Linked DNA regions of Homo sapiens: region 1 is linked to region 2. Evidence: chromatin contacts called from ENCODE Hi-C or POLR2A ChIA-PET data. All regions are on one chromosome and are shown on one strand. The core of a region is the stretch at or near the end of the contact, and the rest is flanking DNA. Distances in the headings are between cores, read along the strand shown. Region 1 overlaps PPP6R3 (protein phosphatase 6 regulatory subunit 3). Region 2 overlaps PPP6R3 (protein phosphatase 6 regulatory subunit 3).

Evidence for each region. Hi-C counts contacts between places; a loop is a spot of excess contacts on that map. ChIA-PET counts read pairs that join two places held with the same protein, here RNA polymerase II (POLR2A). Pooled maps may share reads with other maps.
Region 1: a loop to region 2 is called in a map of naive thymus-derived CD4-positive, alpha-beta T cell, with 5 times the contacts of the local background. The contact joins two enhancer-like sites. A Hi-C loop is called at or near these places in 2 of 168 maps with a recorded cell type or tissue (naive thymus-derived CD4-positive, alpha-beta T cell and psoas muscle), 1 of 37 single-sample maps with no recorded cell type and 1 of 50 pooled maps. POLR2A ChIA-PET finds 5 or more read pairs at or near these places in 7 of 52 experiments (AG04450, B cell, Caco-2 and 4 more).

The regions. Positions count from the first base shown.
Region 1 is chr11:68,563,764-68,567,988 of GRCh38, forward strand. It overlaps PPP6R3 (protein phosphatase 6 regulatory subunit 3), which reads left to right. Exons shown (of 24, transcript NM_001164161.2): 9 at 540-669; 10 at 3,251-3,403. Among named protein-coding and RNA genes, the nearest start is that of PPP6R3, 110 kb to the left of the region's middle. Within about 2 kb of position 2,193, at least 3 of the 41 ENCODE cell types and tissues checked have a DNase peak (open chromatin) inside an H3K27ac peak, as active enhancers do.
Region 2 is chr11:68,498,179-68,502,628 of GRCh38, forward strand. The region is part of intron 1 of PPP6R3 (protein phosphatase 6 regulatory subunit 3); the gene reads left to right. Among named protein-coding and RNA genes, the nearest start is that of PPP6R3, 40 kb to the left of the region's middle. Within about 2 kb of position 1,555, at least 3 of the 41 ENCODE cell types and tissues checked have a DNase peak (open chromatin) inside an H3K27ac peak, as active enhancers do.

The DNA of each region.
Region 1 (4,225 bases), core at 943-3,442, 66 kb after region 2:
TATTTACCCAGTTCTCATTCTACCTGTAATTGTTTTCCTGCAAGAAGTAGGTTATAATGAGTATAGATTGAACTTTATGTAGAATAATTTTAAACCTTTTAAATAGGAAATAATGTTGATTATCTAAGAAAAACTGTATGGAACAAGTATAGGCCTGTTCATTAATAACACCCCAAACTGGCAGGCAATTTGGGGTGCCCTATAATCCAGAGGTTGGATCCCTTTCGCTTTCCAAATTTCCTGGTCACTTAGAGACTTGTTACTGTATAATAGTTATGAAGACTTAGAAGGTTTAGAATGGGAAGAAATCACATGTAATTTCTTACCTGATACTGTAGCTGTTTGGGTTGCAGGTTATAGAGTCTGAGCCTCATGGAGGTTTCATTAACCCTCTTCTGCCTCATTATGCTTTTTTCCTAGCCTTTTTTCCCGCAGCCAGAAAAGTTGATATAATCATTAAGTAAAGACATACATGGTCGATAACCTTGAATGATTTGTTCTGAAATTATAATAACTAAAATTCCTTGCTTTGTTTCAAGATTTGAAGGCCATATAGAGATCTGCCCACCAGGCATGAGCCATTCAGCTTGTTCAGTAAACAAGAGTGTTCTAGAAGCCATCAGAGGAAGACTTGGATCTTTTCATGAACTCCTGCTGGAGCCACCCAAGGTAGGGGAGCTATGTTAAGCATGGCTGCCCAGCGAGTAATTTGGTTGAAACAGTCATTCGAATGTGTACGGGCCTTAGGAGTGGCAGAACTGGCTGTGGTCTGCATGTACAAAATGAGTGAAAAGATAACACTGCCAGTGATTTTTACTGCTTTTGAGTGGAGAATGGAGAATTAAACAAAATATTCATCAGTTTAGGAAGTTTACCTTTTCATTCTTCTGTAAATTCTTGGGTACTTACATGCCAGTAAAGAAAAAAGAATTTTCTTCTTGTAGCATATTATTTTTGAATGTTTCAGGAAAAGCTAATCTTTCAGAAACGGATCTTTGAAATTATGTTTTCTTACTCAGAGTTGGAGCAGTGTATGTCTGATGTATAGTCGACCTTATTTAAGAAAGAGTAGGTTGAAGTTAGTATACAATTTGGAGAGAATATGATTTGGGGGTTTTTCAGTACAGAGCCTCCCATGTGCTAATTTTAAATGACTGTTTCCTCAGTGAAGACCCACAAGAGTTTTGTCAGCAGTCTATAAATGGTGTTCTTTCGCCCCTTGGATTGATACAGATTTAGATTAGGGTGATAATCACTTGCTTTTGGAGTCTAGGGTGGAAGATTCAGTTCCATGTGAGTTCTGTTCCCAGCAACAGTTCTTAAGTTTCCTTTTTTTTCCTGCCCTATATCATTGAATCTGGTGTATCTCGGTGGTTATCTACTGTGCGAGTTATTGGGAATTTAGAATACTAGTTTCTCACTTGTAAATTAGATGTTTTCTGTTTATTTAACTATTTGGAGTTGGGGGAGCACAGGATAACTTATATAACCAAGGGAGTCTAGTTCAGCTCCAGATCATCTTTTCAGATACCTGATGCCATTGGTGAGCAGGTCGTGGTTCCATCACTGTGCTCACAGTTTGCGTTACTCTGCTGGTTCCATTCCAGCCACATCTTATCTGCATTCAGCCTGTGTTGGATGTGGACCATAGTGTTGGTGCTTGCCCTTAGGGAAAGTGCCTCTGTTGGTGTTTGACAATGATGGTCAGTGGCATCCTTCATGCCAGTCCTGGGAAGAAAAACAGAGTAAGGAAAGAAAAAGAAAAGATTTAGAAGAGGAGAGAACATCACAAGTGGAAGACGGAGGTGGGAGAAGGATCTGACAGGGAAGAAGGTGTGTGAGGAAGGGCCTGACCTGTGTCTTAGGTGGCCCACCCATCTTCTTTCTGGGTGGACAAACAGGTGGCATCTGGTTCTGGGCCCCGATTCAAAAGTAAGGCAGTGTCTTGTTTGGACTTCTCTGTTACTCCGAGAACTGAGTGAGTTCCGTTTGCACCTGGTTTTACTGTATGATATGTCTGTCTCGGAGTACCGTTTGCACCTGGTTTTACTGTATGATGTGTCTGTAAGTAGATCCATGAAGTTTTTTACAAAGCCTGCCAATTAGAGCTGTTTTCCATAGAGAGCAGAACTGTGGGCCTTACAGCTCTGTGAGTCCTCGGGAGGATGGGAGCCAGAGGGAGTGAGGCTACTGATGTGGATGGGGAGGGGCAGAAAGGGCAGCCTGCCCTAGGCTGTTACGTGCCACCCTTGCCTCTCAGACTTCTAAAGTTAGGAAATGTTCTGCTTCTACTTTTGTGATTTCAGGCTATAGAAACTCCTGTTGATGGACAAGAACAGGTTTAGATTGATCACATTTCAGGTTTGTGATCCAGAGGCAACGTCTGAATTTGCATTTTTATCACAGATTTGGCTCAGACTGAGGATTGTATTCCAAAACCACTTGTAGCAACTACTACCACCACCACCACCACGGCTGCTGCTGCTGCTGCTGCTGCTGTTGCTACTACTACCACTTCTTCTTCTTCTTTATTCTTCCTTCCTCCTCCTCCTTCCTCCTTCTCTTTCCTCCTCCTCCTCCTCCTTTTTTCTTCCTTCTTCCTTTTTTTGTTTTTTTGAGACAGTGTCTCACTCTTGCTCAGGCTGGAGTACAATGGCACAATCACAGCTCACTGCAGCCTCAACTTCCGCAGGCCCAGGTGATTCTCCCACCTCATCTTCCTGAGTAACTGGTACTACAGGTGTGCATCACCATGCCTGGCTAATTTTTGTATTTTTTGTAGAGACAGGGTCTCACCATATTGCCCAGGCTGGTCTCAAACTCCTGGGTTCAAGCGATCCACCCACCTCGGCCTCTCAAAGTGCTGGGATTATAGGCATGAGCTACTGTGCCCGGCCATAACTTCTTTTAGTTTAGATTTCTGGTCAGATTTTGAAATATTGTACTTTTTCCTAGGATATTCTGTAGCCTTCTGCTTTCTTCTCATAACAGCTTGGAATGTTGAGGCAGGGAGACACTTGATTTCTTATAAAATTTATGATCCAGGGAAATTCCTTGCTTTTTTTTCCTTTTTCCTGCTTGGTTATTTCATTGTATCTTAAAGATATCAAGAGCAGCTTTAGATGTTGTTTCAGGTGTAAAATTCAGGCCATGTTGTTTGCAGGGTTTAAACTAGTGTCATGTCTTAGCAAATACACCATTTGCTTTGTTCATTTAACTGAATTTAATTGGAAAGCTTTTTCTTCTTCAGAAAAGTGTGATGAAGACCACATGGGGTGTGCTGGATCCTCCTGTGGGGAATACCCGGTTGAATGTCATTAGGTTGATATCCAGCCTGCTTCAAACCAATACCAGCAGTATAAATGGGGACCTTATGGAGCTGAATAGCATTGGAGTCATATTGGTGAGATTTTCCCTGCTCACAGACATTTTAATTTGCCATTGATATTTCATGGATATTTAACCAAGTTACAACCTTACAAATTTACATTATGTCAGTGACTTTTCTTGGTCTGAGCATAAATGGTGTTTTATGTAGTTTTTGCCTTGAGTTTATTATAAATTTCGAATGCTTATAATTGTTCACTAGGCATCTACTGTTGCTTTATATAAAGAATTGTAACATAGGATTTTGAAGATGATTAAGAGACATCGGCTTTTCCCTCGTGCTCCGTCTCGTGGACAATGACTGCTGGGTGCAGCATTGTTTTCTGTTCATATTTAGTGAGGGGACAAACCTTTATCTTCTTGCCACTGGGAGGTATCTGTATAACGTACCTGACGCCATATGGTCTTAATTGATTTGAGTCTGGATTGACTCTTCCTTGAGACACAGTTATTAGCCTGCTTACTGATGGAAGGAGAAGGAAAAGCCCAGGGATGATTTAGGTCTCCCTGACCCCTGAATTCCCCAGTTTCAGAGTCTGTGCTTAGAATCCATAGGCCCAGCTCTGGAGCCCATGCTTCTTCTCTGTGTGCTGCCACCCACAGCACAGAAAGCGCGAGGGTTAACACTTTAGCAGGTTTCACAAGACATCTGGTCACATCATATATTTGGGGGAGATGTGGGGGTGTTTCAAAGGAGGTGTTTGTTCACTGTATGACAGGCATTGTAATGTTCATCTTATGTACACTATTCATGTGATCCTGGGTGATCTCCAGGACCCTCGGGTGAACATTACAGTGAGAGAGAGGATGTGTTTTTCAGATCATGCCCAGAGAGAGG
Region 2 (4,450 bases), core at 305-2,804:
AAAAATTACCCCAGTTGCTATTTTACCAGCAGTTCCAGTCAGTTTTATGTTAATACATTTTAAAACTTGTTTTATTAGGGGTAAATTTGGACATGCAGAAATTGAACAGTATAATGAAACTATCAGTTACCCAGCTCTAACAACCATACACTCAAGGCCAGTCTTGTCCCACTTAACTTCCCCATTTCCCACTTCTCTTCTATATTATTACTATTTAAAAACTCTATTGAATCACAATAGAAATACGGAAAAGTACATACAATAAGCAGATTTTCATAAGCTGAAATCCACCTGGGCAAGCAGCCATCACATGTCTCCTTGTGTCCACTTCCAGTCACACCCTCTCTAGGGGCAGCCGGTATTCTAACAGCTAACAGCACTGATTAGTTTTGCCCAGTTTTGTTTCTATTAAATAGAGTCTTACAGTAGGTACTCTTGTGTCTTTCTCTTGGCATTGTTTGTAAAATTACTGAAGTCATTGCATACAGTTGATTATTTGTTACTGTTGCTTCACAAAATTTTGTCATATGAAATTGTTCTGTTGTTGATGGACATTGGATAGATGGTAGTTTTGGGCTGTTACAGATATTGCTGCTCTGAACATTCAGTTTGTATCTTTTGGTCAACAACATACGTATGCATTTCTGTTGTTCAGTATACCTAAGGGTGAAATTGCTAGGGCATAGAGGTATATGTATAGTAGTGGCATCTACTAAAGCTATTGTACCAAATTAGGCTTCCATCAGCAGTGTGTGAAAGTTCCACTTACTCTGGATCCTCTCCAGTATTTCATCCTTTTCATTTTAGCCATGCTGGTAGCTGTGTAGAGATGTCTTACTTAGGGCAATTTTAATTTACAGTAGTGAGGTCATACGTTTATTGGTCATTTGGATATCCTTTTTTATGAAACATATGTTTAAGCCTTTTTTTTTCTATTATCTTTTTTCTGTTTTTATTACCTTTCTATTTTTTGCTGCATAATAAATTATCCCCAAACGTAGTGGATTAAAACAGCAATAAACATTATCTTGCAGTTTCTGGGAGTCAGAAACTTGGGAGTGGCATGGTTGTCTGCTTCTGGCTTGGGTGTGATTAGCCCTCTGAAGCCTTCATGGATCCGCTGGAGGATCTGTTCTAAGGTGGCTCATTTACATGCCTGGCAAGTAGGTTCTGGTTCTGGCTGTTGGTGGGAGACCTCAGGTCGTTTTCACATCGGCTTTTGCCAGGGATGTCTGAGTTTCCTGTTCTCAGGACATGGTGATAACTTCCCACTGAGAGAGTGATTCAAGAGAAAGAGCCCCTAAGTGGAAGCTATCATTTTTGTGACCTAGTCTTGGAAGTCACGTAGCATCTAGCTTTGCCATGTTCTGTTTGTTAGAAGAGAGGCACATTGTGGACTTCTAAAAAAGTGACAGGGTCTTATTCTGTCACCCAGGCTGGAGTGCAGTGGTGCGATCATAGCTCACTGCAGCCTTGACCTTCCTGGCTCAAGGGATCCCCCCACTTCAGCCTCCTGAGTAGCTAGCTGGGCCCACAGTTGCGCGCACCACCACACCCGGCTCAGTTTTGTATATTTTGTAGTTGGAGTTTTGCCATGTTTCCCAGGCTGGTCTCAAACTCCTGGGTTTGAGCATTCCTCCCACCTCGGCCCTCCAAAGTGCTAGGGATTATAGGCAAGAGCCACTGTGCCCAGCTGAGATGTATTTTAAAACAACAGTTAGTAGGATTTTTGTATTTTGGACAGGCATCTCTTGTCAGATGTATATATCGTGAATATCTTTACCTATTCTGTGGGTCCTCATTCTGTCTTTTGAGGTGAAGGAGTTCTATTAAATCTTTTTTTCTTTATTGTCAATTTTGTCCATTATATTTTGAAGATATTCAAATAATTATTGCTTCTTCTATAAATATGTTAGTATATGTTCTCAGAGAATAAGGACTCTTAACCGTAACAACCACAAAGCCTCACATCTTAAAAATAAAATGAACACACATTTGCTTGATATTATTCAATACTTAGACTTGAAAGTTCTAGTTTCATGTGATAACTTTTTTGTGTGATTTTCTAATTTTGGCAGTGGCAAATCAGGATCCAAATAAGACCTACCTTTTTTTTTTTGTATATGGGTTCCTCATTTTTTGCTCTTCTCCCACCATGCCTTCCATTTGTGGGAGGACTGGGCTCTTTTGTTTTGTGGTATTCCCCACAGTGTTGTGTAGCCTCTGTTTTATGTGCACTGGTAGTTGGATCTTGAGGAAGTTTCTCTTGGAGAATACACTTTGTTGGACTTTCACTTTAAAACTTTTTTATTTTTTTGAGACGAAGTCTCAGTCTGTTGCCCAAGCCGGAGTGCAGTGGTGTGATCTTAGCTCACTGCAACCTCCACCACCTGGGTTCAAGCAATTCTCCTACCTCACCCTCCCAAGTAGCTGGGACTGCAGGTACGTGCCACCACGCCCGGCTAATTTTTGTATTTTTAGTAGAGACAGGGTTTCACCATCTTGGCCAGGCTGGTCTTGAACTCCTGACCTCGTGATCTGCCTGCCTTGGCCACCCAAAGTGCTGGGATTACAGGCGTGAGCCACTGTGCTCAGCCTAAAACTTTTATCTGAAAATGGTGCTGTTTCTTTGGTTGTGATCTGTCTCTGGAGGTTGAATGTGGAGCTAAACTGAAATTTTTAAGGGCTTCTAACCTAAATCACATTGAAATTCATTTAGACCAGAGCTGTTCAATACTTGAAGGGTGAGGGTTCATTTTGGAAGGCACTTCCGCCGCCTTCCTTTTCTGTGTGTACGGGAGGCCAGTGGCAGTCTGGTCATCTTGAGTGCATCACGCCCTCACTGGCAGTTCAGAATGTTGCAGGGCATCGTTAGCATGGATTTTGCTGTTGTTAGTTTTTTCATGTTTATTGTCTACTTGTTTTCTCCTCGTGCTGTCTGCTGGCTTTCCTTCTCTTGTTGCCAGTTTTGGAGTTGTGATGAACAATATGTTAAGGGTTGATAACTCAAAATTCTTAAGTTCTTTGTGGGTTAACATTGAATTTGTAGTGTTCTCCAGTCTCTTTCTTTTCTAACAGAAACTTTCATGATGAAAAGTTAGAAGAATAAATTACAATGTGATTAACCCTGCACATTGAAGAAGTAGACAAATTATTAGTATTATTTTGAGACAGGGTCTCACTCTGTCATGTAAGCTGGAGGGCAGTGGCGGGATCTCGGCCAGTGCAACCTCTGCTTCCCAGGTTCAAATGATTCTCGTGCCTCAGCCCCCTGAGTAGCTGAGATTACAAGCACGCACCACCACACCTGGCTGATTTTTGTAATTTTAGTAGAGATGGGGTTTCACCATGTTGGCCAGGCTGGTCTTGAACTCCTGGCCTCAAGTGATCTGCCCGCCTTGGCCTCACAAAGTGCTGGGATTACAGGCGTGAGCCACTGTGCCCAGCCTTCAAATTATTTCTTAAAATGCGTGTGTATCCAGAGTTTAAACTGAAAGAGTTGTTTTCTTAATTCCAACTGTATTTTTAAAGTATCATTCAACTTCAAGTAATAATTAAATTTTTCATGTTTTGTTTATAAGTGAATGTATGTAAATGATACCAATTTTTGGCCACTAATTCATTCAGCAGATACCTTGGGTGCCTACCCGGTGCCAGTCCTAGCGCTTCCTGTGCTTTGGTCATACAGTAAGTCCTCACTTAACACCATTAACAGGTTCTTGGAAGCTGCAAACTTAAGCAAAATGACATAGAACTGAACCAGTTTTGTCTGCCTCATCAGTGTTATAATGGAATGGTGTTATTCAAGAACCTGCTGTATGTTGTTTTGCTTAAAGTCGCAGTTTGAAAAAACGTGTTGACACTATTAAGTGAGGATTTACTGTGTACATGGTTAAAGATGATGGACATGGTGCTGGTACCCTCATGAAATGCTCAGGACAGTGTTTCTACGAAAGACAATGCAGGCTATGTATGTAATCTTAAATTTTCTAATAGCCACATGAAGAAAGTAAAAAACGCATAAAATTAATTTTAATATGTTTTATACAACCCATTATGTCCAAAATATTATTTCAACATATAATCAGTAGGAAAATTGAGATGTTTTCACATTTTTATACTAAATCTTTGAAATCCATTGCATATTTTATACTCTTAGTACCTCTTAGATGAAACTAGTCATATTTCAAGTGCTCAAAAGCCGTATGTGGCCACCATAGTACAGAGCATATATCAGAATTATTATCATTATTGTTCATGCTCACATGGGAGTTGCAGGGGGCGCTAACCAAGAACCCAAGTAAACAGTGGGTTGGAGGGGCCAGAGGAGACTGGGAGATGAATTAGGAAGCTGTGTCCAAAGGGTATCTTAAAAGATCTTTATGGATGAATGCACACTCCAGTTTACCTTATTCCAGGTTGTGGCAAAAGATGCAGAGAAGGGAAAGTG